Regions from separate parts of the Mus musculus genome. Here regions 1 and 3 are each linked to region 2. The links are chromatin loops, found by intact Hi-C in ENCODE. Cell type or tissue: gastrocnemius. All regions are shown on one strand. Region 1 has its middle 27 kb from the start of Gm39440. Region 2 overlaps Axin2 (axin 2). Region 3 overlaps Cep112 (centrosomal protein 112).

Region 1 (5,000 bases), 270 kb before region 2:
TAACACCTTGCTTTCTCCTTCTTCTTTTCTTCTGGGTGATGAGAGCTTGGTGTCCATGAATGAAGCTGGCTGAAGATGTAACGTTCATCTCCTCCACTCCCTCACGCAGGATGTGGCCACCGCCAAATCCCTTAGGTCCTGATTTTGCCTGATGACCGTTCCCTGTGGGTCTCCCAGGGTGAACCACACCTTGAACCAGAAGATGTGGAGCTGGATGTAGTTCTGAAGCCAGCTGCTCCAGTTTCGATTCTGTTGCTCTGCTGAAACACTCAGACAACAAGCAGCTTAAGAGAGGAAAGTGCTTATCTGGCTTACAATTCCAGGCTACTTTGTCTATCATAGCAGAGAATCCAGTGGCAGGATCTAGAGGTATCTAGTTGCATCACATCTGCAGGCAAAAACAAAGAGATGAATGTGTGAGGCTTTCGGCTTGCTTGCTTTCTCCTCCCTGACATACCTACCTAGGGAATGGTGCTGCCCACGGTGGGCTGGGTCTTCCCATATCAATTAAAAATCAAGACAATCCCCTACTGACTTTCTCCCCAATTACTTCTAGGTTGTGTCAAGTTGACACTTAACCAACCATCACCCCAGGTGATGACAACAAATGTCCCCTCCCTGATGTCTTCCCTTTTCCTTGAAATATAGACTGCTTGCAGGACTCTTTGGTACCTTCATCATTATGTGGGTGTTACCTGACTTACCGAGGCACCTCCATTTCACTCCTTCATTCTCAGTAAGAAAGAGAGAGAGAGAGAGAGAGAGAGAGAGAGAGAGAGAGAGAGAGCCCTCAGCAGAGGCAGAAATCAAGTGAGACACTTTCTTCCAGAAGCCAGCCTTGTCTCTTTGTCCCCTCTCCTGACTCTGACCTGCAAGCTGACTTTCATTCTTTCTGCCTCTCAAATCCTTCCTAACACTTGTCAAAAATTAAAGTGGGACCTCCCTTCAAACGTTCTATCTGCCTTTGCCAAGAAGGCAAGTCTGTCACCAAAGAATCTACATTAATATTCCAAATATGCATCGCTCAGAGACGAAATAACATCGTCTGCTTTCAAGCCAGGTTTGGGTGACCTCTGCGCTTTAATATTTTCAGTGAAGTGTCATGTGACAATTCAACTGTATTCAGAGAGAGGAGAAAGTGAGCGTGTCCTTACAGACGCATCGACTGCAAATGGGGGGATGAGATGCAGCTCAGGGGCAAGTACTTTATCCTTTTTGTTTGTGATTTCTGCTTCGGCTAAGTAGATCCACACGAAGCTCTCTCTCTCTCTGTGTGTGTGTGTGTGTGTGTGTGTGCTTGCATGTGCTCACGTGCACATGCACACATATATGTACTACATATGTATATACTACCATACAAGAGGGGAGGACAGAGCATAATTTTGGGTGTCAGTCCTCTCTGAGACAGAGTCCCTGTTTTGACTGATACTCTGTGTATGACAGGCTAGCCAGCTTGCATGCTTCCAGGAGGACCTAAAACTTGTCTCCATCACACCATAAAAGTACTAGGATATGGTTGCATGGTGCCATACCCACGTTTATGGGTTCTGGGGTCCCACACCAGCTTGAAGTGGGCTCTTGGGATTTGAACTCAGATTCTCACAGTTGCACAGCAAGAATTTTATCTGTGGAACCAGCTCCGGAGCTCCAACATGAAGGACCCTCAGACACATAGAATTAAGACTAAGGAGTCTTCATTTCCTAACACAAAAGCATCCAGAAAAGTGCTTGCTCTCCCTCTCCCTTCTCTTTCCTCTCCCTCTCCCCCTCCCCCTCCCTCTCTCCCATCCGGCTTTGTAGCAGAACATTACCTTGTTCCAGCTCCTGTAAGGAGACTCTCATTACAGCCAGGCCCCATTACCCTTACAAGAATGAGGAGTCTCTGCTCTTAGCTATAGAGCAGCGATGAACAGTTAGTATCAACTGGCCCCTTTCAGGCCTGGGTCATGCTACCCCAGGCCAGGGAGCTCAGAGGCTGCAACTTAGGGTGCAGTTCCTCCAGAGGCCAGGAGGGGGGTGTCTTGTGCTTCAGAAGTCCCTTGCCCTCCTTGCTATCCGATCTTCTCTTGGCCGGAAAGGCTCCATCCCCACAGAAGCATGGCATTTGCTCCACGGAGGGCCTGCAGATCTGCTTGCCACAATAATCAACTCTGCCCTAGGCTGCGCCACCCAGGTCTTTTTTACTTAGAAGTTAGCCGAACTGCGGGATTTCTTGCGATGGGCTCAGTCATCACCCTGGCAGGCCTGTGGGCATGCCATCGGGGGCAAGTTTACACAGATGCCTGCATCCGGGCACTCAGAGCAGGTGTCCACTAACCCCAATCAGACCACCCTCCCAGAAAAGAGCCCCCCCTTGGGTTTGAGGGATGACAGGTCAGTCTTTGGAGTGGCCCGTAGGGAAACCCACTACCTGCCTGTCATCCACCAGTGAGCCCGTGTGGGAGGCTTTGAGCAGATGCTGGGGAACAGAACGCTGGCTTTGGTTGACACTAGGAACTTGATACAACACTGCCCTGATTTGTCATGACAACCCTGAGGTACTTCAGGGCTGCTCGGTTACATATAGGAAACAGGCTCAGATCGATGACAGGCTATGCCAAAGGTCACCAAAGCAGCAGGTGGCAGAGCCATGGGTTGCTTGGAGGCCCTCAGAGCCCTGGCCCATGCTGGTGAATCTGCCCCACCTGCACAAACAGATGGGCCCTTGGAGGCTGGAGAAATATCTAGCCCTTCAATGCTCTAAAATATTCAGGACTTTCTACTCTATATCTCTATTTCTGTTGTTTTGGATTCTCCTAACAGATCCTTACTGGTATGAATGGGAGGGACATTAGACCTGGATGTCAACCCTGTTAGATGGTTCCTCCTTCAGCAACCCCTGTTCCCCACCCCTTCCCCACCACACAAGGCTTCAGGACTTTTCTTTAAACCCTGAAGGGAGGGAACTTGCCCATAACGAACAGGAATGTGATTGAATGGTCCTCCTTAGAATACGTGGAAAGGCTGCCACTTGGCACTTGGTTCTTAAGTCTTGGTGCTTCTAGAAGCTTCTACCTCTACGTCCTCTACCCAGAGAGGAGGGGTGATGTCTAAAGATTCCTCGATATGCGATATTTTACTTTTGTAAAGTTTGTGGAGGACTGGCAAGATAAAGGCAACTGTTACCAACACTGACGACTTGATTCCAATCTCCAGATCCCACAGACAACCGAAACAATCATCCTCAACAACAAATACGCCATGGTGCACATGCACACAGCAATCAATCAATCAATCAATCAATCAATCAATGTAATTTTTTGAAATTGTGGAAAATTATATTCTGCACCACAAATCTTTTCCTTTTAAATGTAGCAAAGAATTCACTGTGTAATATTTACCTTATAACCATTCATAACTGTATAATCTCACAGCACTAACTACATATACACATAGTCACTGCCATCATCCACCCACAGAATTTTCCTCACCCTGCCTAAAAAAAGAAAAAAAAAAACCCTCTGTGTTGATTAAACACCTGATTCCCATTACCCCATCCTAAAACTACCACTCTACTTTCTGTCTGTAAGAATCTGACTACATGTGCCTCATGTGCTTGGAGTCAGACCACCGTCTGTCTATTTTGTGGCCGCCTTATTTCATTCAGTAGAACACCCTCAAAATTTTGTCCATGTTGCAGCCTGTGGCAGGATTTCTTCCTGTTCAAGAGTGAGTAGTATTCCACTGTGTGCCTATATCAGATTTCATTAGTCTTTCAACTCTTTATTTTTTAGAGTCAGAGTCCTACTATGTTGCTAGCTCAGGCTGGCCTACTATGTTGCTAGCCCAAGCTGATCTCAAATTCACAGCAATCCCCCAACCTACGCTCCCCAAAGAGCTCGGATTATAGGAATGAGTCACCATGCCTGGCTTACCTTCTTTAGGTGAAATATATTGTTGCTTACTCAATGAAATGGATTATTAACATTATAATCTAGGGTTGGAGCCAGCTATCCAACCTTTAAGGACCAAACAGTAAATACTTTAGGTTTCATAGACTTCTTTACAGCACCTGTGCAATCAAATGCCTGGGCAACAGTGATGTGGCGCCACGGTTACCACATTTGTAAATGAATGGGTAGGGCTATCTACCAATAAAAATTTATTTACCAAAAAAAAAAAATGCTGGGCGTGGTGGTGCATGCTTTTAATCCCAGCACTCAGGAGGCAGAGGCAGGTGGATTTCTGAGTTCGAGGCCAGCCTGGTCTACAGAGTGAGTTCCAGGATAGCCAGGGCTACACAGAGACATCCTGTCTCGAAAAACCAAAACCAAAACCAAAACCCCAAACAAAAACCAAAAAAGCCAGTGAGCTGGAGTCAGCCCAAGGTTAGTGATCTACAGATTCTGTGAAGGAGATAAAAATAGAATATAAAACACCAGCTTTAGTGTTGGGGGACAAGTAGGTTTTTCCTTTTTCAGTTCACAAAAATTATTTCTAGCTTGATTGTGATATATAAATGCAATCACAGTACCCAGGAAGCTGAGGCAAGAAGATTGTAAGTTTGAGACTATCGTAGGCTACATGGTAAGACCCTCACTTCAAAACTCCAAGCAAGCAAGCAAGCAAGCAAGCAAGCAACCAACCAACCAACCAATCAACCAACCAACCAACCAACTAAGTATTTTCTTCCTCAATAGCCACATATTCTCCAGGTACCACAATTTATTCAGGACTACTCACCCCTAGAGCTGAGTCTGAATCCTCTGGCCTCCTTCAACAAAGCTGATTGACTTTCTAGGGAACTTCTATCTAGAGTCTTAAGACATTAAAAAAAAACCCTTTACTGAGAAATAATTTACATACAATAAGCTGCACATAATGTCTACAATAGACAAATTTTGACTATGTATACCTTATACGAGTGGGTTCATGCAAGTATTCATGCCATAAAACCCAATCTATTAACCCTATCTATCTATCTATCTATCTATCTATCTATCTATCTATATCTCTCATCT
Region 2 (5,000 bases):
GGCCAGTTCAGGGCCTCTTTAGGAAATGCTGGGTCTACCCCCCCCCCCCGAACCCCCCACCCCGGCTATGGGAAGCCAAAAGAACCCATCAAAGGGCCTCCCCATGAGGACCCTCTCCCAAGAGAACAAGAGGACCCACTTCTGAGGCTGAGCTTAGGGGCTCTCGGTGAGAGCCTCTGACACTTTACCGTCAGGTCAATACCCTCTTGGACTAGCATTCGGGGAGGCAGGATGGAGGGACGGGTGGACAGTGAGGGGTCAGTGTCTTCTGTAACCAAGCGCGGCTGGCTTGTGGAGTGTGTCTTAGCCAGCTGCGCTCCTTGGCGTTTCGTCCTCTCATTACTGGCCACTGCTCTCCGCATAGCTATCTTGTGGCATCATTTTCTTTGATAATTGAAGCCAAACTTGATTCCAATGGCTCCTCACACGCACACACAAACGGGCCTCATCAGCAGAGTTCTTTCAGAGAACAGGAAGGCCTTGTGGCCGGCACAGGACAGTCTGCTGGGCCCCTGGGATTTTAAGCCAGGCCAGAGCAGAAGGCCCAAGGGGAGGTAGATGAACCCTGCCCAGGGCCAGGGCAGAAGGGGCAGAAAGGGACGCACACAGGGAGCTCTCTGAATGCTCATCTCTGTATCCTCCCCCTCTTAAAATAAGTGTGGGCCTAGCGCCTTAGCTCACAGCCCTGGCTCCACACAGCTCTAACACACCTCAACGCTGGCAGGGGAAGGGGTGTTGTTTGTGTGAGGGGTTAGGACACACGCTCCCACCAGCAGGTCACTTATGCCCTTAGCTATTTATAGAGACCATCAAGGGCCTGGGCAACCCACTCAACCAGGCACAAACCAGAGCCCTTCCCTCCAAGGGTAATTTCTGCTCTTCCGTCCAAACTATTTATATTAAACCCGACACCAAATCGGTAAGGGTACAAACAAGTCGTTAAAATCTTAGGCTCCTTTGAGTGCCCACATAAACACAGGGCTTGGAAGGCTGGCCGGTGCCTTGGGCACCCAGTGGCCAAGATGACAGTGTGCAGCTGAGGTAGACTGGCCCCTCAGCAGGTTCAAGCTGCTTCCTTCATTCACTTCACTGGGTAGCCTCCTCAACTTGGCTCCAGCGGGATGAGTGAGCTGTGAGCAGATGGGGGTGGGGGAGACTCAACTCTAAGAGGGGGGGGGGCTGGTCCCTGTGTTCCAATAATGCTGAAAGGCAGACTTTTAAAAGTTCAAAAAATAGAGAAAGTAGGGGAGGGGGGATCTAAAATATTATAATGAGGAATGGGCTAAAACCTTCAGAGTTGCCATTTAAAACAGCCATGTGCTAACCTTGCTGCCCTTTTTGGAGACCCAATTATTATTGTTAATTATACTAATTATAACACTTAACATCTTTTCAAAATGTTTCCCTTTACAAAAGCCTTTCATGTTTATGACTCTGATCCTAAGAACAACCTTAGGACACGGACAGGAGGGGACGGTGCCCACCCACCTCACAGATGGGACCATGAAAGTGAGAAAGTTTTCTACCCAAGCAATGCTATGGCGAGGCTGGAACTGGCCTTTCAGAGACACTGTACTAGGAGGAGAGCTTGCGTGTTAGAAAGAAGTAAGGGCCACCTGGGCGTGTCCAGGTAAATATGTCATTCCAGCGTTAACAGTAGGAGAACACGTGCTTGACCCAGTGTGGAAGCTAACGGGGTCACTCAAGAGCTGTCCTCCATTCATTCATCAATGGTCTCCACAGTTCCCAGCGCCTTGCCTGGAGAGCACTTTCTTACTGCTGACCCTGGGAAACCGCACTGTGTGCTATTTACAACGGTGACACTCTGGGCCTGACACTGAAAGCACAGAAGACCCTCTGTCAGAAGACTGCTGGGGAAGCAGCCTTACCACAGGCCTTAAGGAGTCTCATCACTGGCTGCCAGGCTGCGGGGGCAGGAAGCCAACGGCCAAGTTTACCTACAAGTCTTGCAATGGAGAGGGACAAGGGATGCAGGTGCCCGTGTGCACCCAGCTACAGCAGCCCCAACAGCCTCAAGCAAACAGCCTAGCTCTGCAAGCCAAGAGCCACTAGCCACTCCCCCCTCCTGTGATCCTACACTTGCCTTCAGAAAGTCAAGCCAGTTCCATTTAGGTGTAGACCAGATGTCTGAAAATTGGTTAAGTTCACTCCCAAAGCTGCAAGAGCGCCCTCTGGTGACTGGAGAGCAAGCCCTTCCCCTACTTGCCAGCAGCAGTCAAAACTGGAGATCTCATGCCTACATCATGCAGGACCTGATGGTGGAAACCCAAGAGGCTCCAGATCAGCAGTCAGGAGCGTACCCCCTCCAGCTGCTGCAGGACACTGGAGGCCACGCCCCGCAAAGCCAGCGAGATCTCCAGAGACCCTGTGCAGATCATATCCTGAGTCCCTGACACGGAGAAATGCACAGGGACAGAAGAATAAAGCCATGCAGATAGCAATCCAGTGTGACCGACCCCCCCTCCCCCCCCCACACACACCTCCCGTCCTGCATGTCACAGGCAACAGACTAAAATTATAATAGGTGCATCCTCTTCTGGGATCGCCAGAAGCAAAGGGCAGGGAAATGCATTCTAACAGGTCTGAAGTTGCCTGCAAGGACCAAGTATCTTGAGACTTAGTCAATCTATAATGGGCTGTTTGTTTTAGAATCTTTGAAAAGAGAAAGTGGTCTGGACGGCCAGGTTCCCCCTCCCCTACACACACACACTTCTCTATCAGCACTAAGCAACAAACCATCAACTGATGTCTGACCCTGGGGGCTCAAATGCATTTGAAAGCTGGATTAATAGCCCAGCAGACTCCAAAGTGTGGGCTCCTTCATAGGAGAAAGTCTCAGGGCCTTCCCCAAGTTAGTCAGAAGGCTTCCTTCCTTCCTGGGAAATACCGAATTCTACAAAGGGAACTGCAAAACTCAGTTGCAGTCGCTAGCAGTTCCACTCATATCCCCCCCCACGCCCCCTCCCCCAGTGCACACCATAACCCAGCTGCCCCTCCCCCCAAGCCAGAGTCATTCTACTTTGATGATTAGCAGTGGAATGACCTCTTCCCAAACTGGCGCTTAGTAGGTCTAGTGACTCAGAGGCATCAAAAGCTGCTGTATTCATATCCTCTCTTCCTCTTTTCCTCTCTCCCCACAGCCCAGGATAATAAGTAACCATATTAATAAACACTGCTTGCCACCGTTTGAAGTTAGCACTGGAAGGCTGCAGGTACTCAGCTATGTCTGCATTGCAACTCCCCCCCCACCCCCCCCCCACACACAAACAACAAAACATGAGATCAAAGGGTTCCTAGCCAGAAGCCCTAGCTCTCAATCAACCCTTTTCAGCCTCCCCCAGCCTAGCCAGCCACCACCTACCCACCCTTACAGAAGACATCTGCAAAGCTAGCTCATCTTCCAGGCCCTGTCCCCGATGCTCACCCCCATTCCCATTCCCACCCCAGCCCAGCCCAGTCCAAGCCTCACCTGAATCCGTTTTCAGCTGTTTCCGTGGATCTCACACTCGCGGTGGCCCGAAGAGTTTTGCTGGACAAGCCAACCACGGTGGGTGAGAGTTTGCACTTGAGGTCGGCACACGTCCACTCCTCTTCTTCATTCAAGGTGGGGAGGTAGCCACATAAGACCTTTAGGCTCCCCAGTCCCCCGTTACTCATGTAAGCTGTGTTTTCCCCCCCACTCCTCACATATTCCAGGTAAATGTCAGAAGTCAAGAACACCTGGTAGGCATTTTCCTCCATCACTGCCTGGATCTCGGTCTGTGCCTGGTCAAACATGACCGAGCCGATCTGTTGCTTCTTGATGCCATCTCGTATGTAGGTCTTGGTGGCGGGCTTCAGCTGCTTGGAGACAACGCTGTTGTTCTCAATGTACCTCTTATAGATTGCTTTGGCCACTCGCAAAGTTTTGGTATCCTTCAGGTTCATCTGCCTGAACCCATTACAAGCAAACCAGAAGTCCAGCGTATCCACACATTTCTCCCTCTCCAGGAAAGTCCGGAAGAGGTATGCACCATCCTGGTCACCCAACAAGGAGTGTAAAGACTTGGTCCACCTGGTCAAAGGGGAATCGGGGGAGGCCCGCCCCTCGGGCTCCCCCAGTCCATCTTCATTCCGCCTAGCATTAGAGGAAACGGGCATAGGTTTGGTGGACTGGACCTTGCCCACACTAGGCTGACACGGTGGGGTCTCCCCTTCTTCTCCCGGAACCGGGGGCCGCGGAGCATCCTCGCGGAAGCTGCTGCTGGGATCTGGAAGGAGAGTCACTAACACGGCGCTACTCATGGTGAGGGAGAGCGTCTCACTGAGTTTGGATTTTGTTTTGCTTTTTTTCCCTCCTCCTCCTTTTTCTTCTTCCAGTTCCTCTCAGCAATCGGCTTGGTCTCTCTTAAGTCAGCAGGGGCTCATGTGAGCCTCCTCTCTGGAAAGAAAAGGAGGGGGGAGGGGGGAGAGAGAAAAGGGTATTGATCTAATCAAAACCAGATCTACCCAACATCAAAGCAAGAAAGTAAACAGGCTTTTCAACTCCTCAAATTCAAATCAAGCAACCCAGCTATCCGCGAGGTGCTCGTCTCAAGTATCCGACGCAGCTTTTTCAAAGGCGAAATCTGAGCTCCACACACACTTTTTCCGCGGGGGGGGGGGGTGGTGTTGGGGGGTGGAAGGAGGAAGGTGAGGCAGAAACAGTGACACGGGAGGTGTAAGACACAACCTTCCCCGCATTCACGGGGGCCAGGGACACGCCGGGTAGGTAGTCTAGCCGTACCCACTCCCACGACAACCAGAACACGCAAGCCAGCCGACCGGCTGCGTGCAGGTGAAACCAATTTCAGTAAACTTCCCCACTCTGCTCTGCACAGATAACTCGAGTTCTCAAAGTGCCCTTCCCCGGCATCTGGTTCCCATTCCCCCCCCCCTCCTTCTGCGCTCCCTCGTCCCACTTCTTACAGAAGATCCCCGCCTGGGGAAAAAAAAAAAAA
Region 3 (5,000 bases), 470 kb after region 2:
ACTTTGGTCTTAAAAGTTTACTGAGATAAAGAAGTAACTATAGATAAACTCTTAAGGTGACTAATCTGAAAACAGTAAGAAACAAATCTCAATATATAGTGTATGAGAAGAACTGACGAGGAGGAGATTGGAGGAAAGGGAAGAGGGAGTTTAAAAGAAGCAAGGACAGGATTAGCATGAACACAGGCCAGTGTTTTCCTTCCTCTCAGGGCTAAAGAGTCAGAACATGCTGTCACTGGGCTTAGAGCAGAGCAGTGTTAGCTCTTCCATTCCTCTGGAAACTTCCAAGGCATGTGGATGGTACAAACTGGGGCTTATATACGTGGCACAGCTGTAAGCCACAGAATTACCTGAATTACAAGTGATCAACAGCTATAATGAGTCCTAACTTTAGATGCATGTCATTTCATTCATCTGAGTAGCTGTCTAATATTATCATACACCATCTGCTTCTTGAATATACTGCAAAATAAAAATTTACTACAAAATAAACAGCAACAATTTTTAATACAGTATTTAATACATCTGAATGAATCTGGAAGCATCAAATAACATTTTTATAAAAAGTAGCCACCAATAACATGTGTATTTTAAAAGTTTCCAAGAAAAAGTTATTAGAAATAAAAAGGAAAAGCTAAAGTTAAAAAGTAAGATGCTTCACCCCTCACTGAAGACTATGACCTGTGACAGATTCTGGGAGAGAAGTGTCACTGTTCTTATAGTAATAAGAAAAAGCTACGAGTGTTAGAATGAGTGATAGCCCACTCACAGCCTGCCAGCAACCAGGAATAAACTTAATGGCTGCCTCAGGGTTAGACTGCGGTGAACAGTAAAAAGTAAACAGACACTGTGACCAAGGCAACTCTTCTAAGGACATTTAATTGGGGCTGGCGTACAGGTTTAGAGGTTCATTCAGTCCTTTATCATCAAAGTGGGAACATGGCATTGTCTATACTGGCAGGAATGGTGCAGTAGGAGCTGAGAGATCTACAACTACATCTTAAGACTGCTAGTGGAAGACTTGCTTTCAAACAGCTAGGATGAGGGTCTTAAAGCCCATGCCCACAGTGACACACCTACTCTAACAAGGCCACACCTCCTAATAGTGCCACTCCCCGAACCAAACATATAGAAATCATCACATTCCTCTCCCTGGCCCCCATGAGATTGCTATATCTAGCCATTGCATAATAAAGAAGTGCATTGAATCCAGCTTCCAAAGTCCCCAAATTCTACAGCAGCCTTAACAGTGTTAAAAGTTCAAAATTCAAAGTCCCTTCTAAGATTCATCCAATCACTTAACTGTTATCCCCAAAGCAATACAGGGAACCAGCCGCGCAAACTCCAAACTCTGTATTTCCATGTATGATGTCAAAGTGATCTTCAGATCTCCACTCAATTTTCATCTTTGTTGACTGCAACAAATTTCTTTTTCCTGGGCTGGTTCCACTCCCTGTTAGCAGCTTTCCTCTGCTGGTATCCCACAGCTCTGGCATCTTTGACATCTTTGAGTCTCCAAGTCAACCTCTGCTTCACAGTTTCTTGTTCCAATGTCTGGGATCCACATATGATCTCTTGTGCTCCTCTAAAGGTCTGATGTCATTTCTTCAGCTCTGCCCTCTGTAGCACTCTAAGCTCAGGTTGATCCACTCCATTGCTGCTGCTGTTCTTGGTGGTCATTCCACGGTACTGGCATCTCTAAAACTTTGGTGTCTTCCACTGCAACTAGGCTTCACCAGTAGCCTCTCATAGGCTCTCTTCATGGCACCAAGCCTCAACTCCTTTGCATGACCACTTCAGTACTGGGACATCAACTACAACTGAGGTTGCACTTTCACCAATGGCCTCCCCCTGGCCTTTTACAGTGCAAAGTCTCAGCTGCTCACCATGACCCCTTCATGCCTTCAAAACCCTTTCCATGTGGGTGACTCTTACTCATCACCAAGTACTGCTGCAACATGAGGTTTAACCTTAGCTATCTCTAGAATACAGCTTCTTTGTCCTCTCAGAAAACACTTCCCAGAGTTCACCTCAGTGATTCTGATCTCTTTTTAATCACCACTAATTTCTTAGCTCCAGCTAATCAGCATCAATTGTCCCAGTAGTCCCTTCTGTTATGGACTCTAAAGCCAGAGACATGTGGCCAAAACTGCTGAGTTGTGCTGCATGCTGGGGCTGGAACATGTTCCCCCTTATCCTATTACCAGCTTTGTTTTCCAACTTCCTTACTGCCTAAGCTTGGCTGCCCTGGAACTTGCTCTGTAGATTGACCTTGAACTCAGAGATCTGCATGGCTCTGAGATTAAAAGTGTGTGCCACCATGCCTGGACTTAAGCTTTTCTTCACTAGAACTTGCTCTGTCCCAGGCTGTCCTTAAAAATCAGATATCTAGTTGGCTTTGTCTCCTGGGATCAAAGGTGTATACCACCACACCTAGATCTAATCTTAGTTTTGTGGGATCCTACTCCAAAGGCCCACCCCCTTAATCTGTTATCTTCTAGAACACAGGATTCAGCTCCATTTTACTTCCTGGTGCCCCTTCAATACTTGCACCATATATTTTGTATTTTTCCTTCCTCAGCTTGCTCCTTTGCATTAAAACACTCTTTGTAAGAGTGAACCACACAACAGAATTTGTACTAGGCTGTCTTGAGACTTTCTTTTTCAAAGAAATTAATCTAAATCTCTTAAACTTACACTCAGGCAGACAAGGGCAAAAATCAGATACATTCTTCACCAAAATACAACAAAAACAGTCTCTATGCCACATACTGAAATTCTTCTGCACTGAAATCTCATAGGCCGGGTCTGCAGAGTTTGAATCACTCTCATCACACAGTCTCCCATATTCTTTTTAGGATAGACCATTAAGCCCTACTTAAAGGATTCCACTGTTTTCTAAAGCTAAAGTCCCAGAATCCCCATTCTTCCAAGCAAAAGCATGATCAGGCCTATCATAGCAATACCCCACTCCTGGTACTAATTTTGGTCTTAAAATTTTACTGCTGTGAACAGACACCATAACCAAGGCAACTCTTACAAGGATATTTAATTGGGGCTGGCTTACAGCTCCAGAGGTTCAGTCCACTAGGCAGGAGCATGGCAGCATCCAGGCAGGCATGGTACAGACAGAGCTGAGAGGCTGAGAGTTCTACATCTTCATCTGGAGGCTGCTACCAGAATACTAGCTTCCAAGCAGCTAGGATGAGGGTCTTATAGCCCATACCCACAGTGACATACCTACTCCAACGGGACCACACTTCCTAATATGCCACTCCCTGGGTCAAGCATATACAAACCATGACAGTAGCAAAGAGAAAAATCATCAAGATAGGAGGAGCCTGTTGTTAAAATACATTTCAGCAAAAGGGGGAGGAAATGAAGGAAAGAAATGAAGGCTAAAGATAACTAAAATCTCAGTATTTACAAATATAAAACTGTCAAAAGATGCTTAGCAAAGTCAGAATATAACCTGGTTCCATAAATATATTTCTTGTTCCCTATGTTAAAACAGCTTAAAATACAAAGTACCTTTGACACACCTTTAAATTAGCATGTTTCATTTTTGCTCTGGCTTACAATTCCCAGTTGCCTTAAAATTAAAGCTTGTAATACATGTGTAAGTATAGCTGCTTTTTCAATTGTTATAGAAAAAATTTTTAAAAAACAATATCTTAATGGAAGAAGCTTGTTTATAAGAAAAAACAATGTTATAAAGCTTTTTTCATTAAAAAAGAAGCAAAAGAAAAATATGACAAAATCTGACTTAGTTGGGGAACCTAATGCATGAGCACATTTCACAGCTGTTCTGTCTCAGGGACTAGTTACTGCCACTTGCCTGCACTGGTAAATCCTCAGCATGACATTTAGCTTATTCATAGTGAGAACTAATGAGAAGTGATTTGATGATTACGGGACAGTTTTCACTACTTGTTATCATAGCACGCTTATAGCAAGAGCTAAACAAGATACCATCAAAGGTGTAGTCAAATATCAAAGTATTCATATTTATTCAATACCAGTTGTTTTTTTCTCAAATAAATTAACGAAAGGCTGTCTTTTTGTTAGGGACAGGTTCTCAGAAGGCAGAGAATGACCAGTGAAGAGCAACACGGCACTGCTCTTGGGTGATCATCAACATAGGGGACATCCAAGAACAGCACAGAAGCAGACAAAAGGTCTCCCCTCACCTAGCCAGCTCTTATCACAGAACCCAGTCCTAGAACTCATGCCCCCACACTCTACCTGGACAGAAAAGATGGCAGCAGTTCTCCACACAGCTCAAGCTCTGTGATGGCTCAGCAGAAGACCCAGGTCTACAACTGCAGTGTCCGTCATAGTGATCACTGGTCTCATACAGCCATTTATAGCTACCAGAATGCAAAATTTTATAGTTCTCAGCCTTTTGGACAAAATTAAGCACAGAATGCAAAGTCAAGCTCCTCAACCTCATTTCAAGTGAGTAACAGCCATGGTGAGAAACACACACTGCATTGGAAACACAGCTACAGAACGTTACCACTCTTACCAAAACAAAACGTCTATTGGCCACAGCTACAATCAAATGTATCATTGCCCAAACACTGGTGGCACTCTTAGATGACTATTCCTTTATCAATAATACATAAGAGCCTCCACTATGTGAATCCTAGTCACACTCATGCCAACAGTCATAGATTCTCTAAGAAAAAGGGTACTTACTAGCTTCCTGCCAAGTCCCTACTCCCAAATCAGGCGACAGAGTATTTATAGTATGTCATCTCACATAGAATGGAGTTTGACAAAGAAAAATATTCCACTGCTATTTTGGGGTAACAAAGACTAAAAAACCAAATTAATAATCTTCAAATAAACAAAACAAAACAAAAATGTTCAAATAGATTAGGCAACAAAGCATGTTTTCATTGTACTCGAGCGCCCTCTGCTGGATGTGCTGGTAACCTGCATGTGCAAAGGAAATTCTAGCTACACTGGGAGACCTTTTTAAAGGGCACAGAGAA

What was found. Hi-C counts contacts between places; a loop is a spot of excess contacts. Peaks named below come from ENCODE experiments on the same cell type or tissue, not always from the same donor. Only the 100,000 strongest peaks of a DNase experiment are listed, where the experiment ranks them.
Region 1: a loop joins it to region 2, with 4 times the contacts of the local background. A loop is called at or near these places in 16 of 42 quality-filtered maps.
Region 3: a loop joins it to region 2, with 6 times the contacts of the local background. A loop is called at or near these places in 20 of 42 quality-filtered maps.

Annotation. Positions count from the first base shown.
Region 1 is chr11:109,190,399-109,195,398 of GRCm38, reverse strand. No RefSeq gene overlaps it. Among named protein-coding and RNA genes, the nearest start is that of Gm39440, 27 kb to the left of the region's middle. In gastrocnemius, a CTCF peak has its summit at 1,993; DNase peaks (open chromatin) are centred at 2,018 and 2,590.
Region 2 is chr11:108,922,593-108,927,592 of GRCm38, reverse strand. Axin2 (axin 2) reads right to left here. Exons shown (of 11, transcript NM_015732.4): 2 at 3,491-4,441. The coding sequence starts at 4,305. Among named protein-coding and RNA genes, the nearest start is that of Axin2, 4.7 kb to the right of the region's middle. In gastrocnemius, CTCF peaks have their summits at 1,004 and 2,202 (motif pointing left); DNase peaks (open chromatin) are centred at 1,055, 2,182, 4,188, 4,796 and 1 more place; H3K4me3 peaks cover 4,164 bases; H3K27ac peaks cover 4,009 bases.
Region 3 is chr11:108,449,906-108,454,905 of GRCm38, reverse strand. All of the region lies in intron 4 of Cep112 (centrosomal protein 112), which reads right to left. Among named protein-coding and RNA genes, the nearest start is that of Cep112, 27 kb to the right of the region's middle. In gastrocnemius, no CTCF peak of the experiment used is centred here; a DNase peak (open chromatin) is centred at 4,919.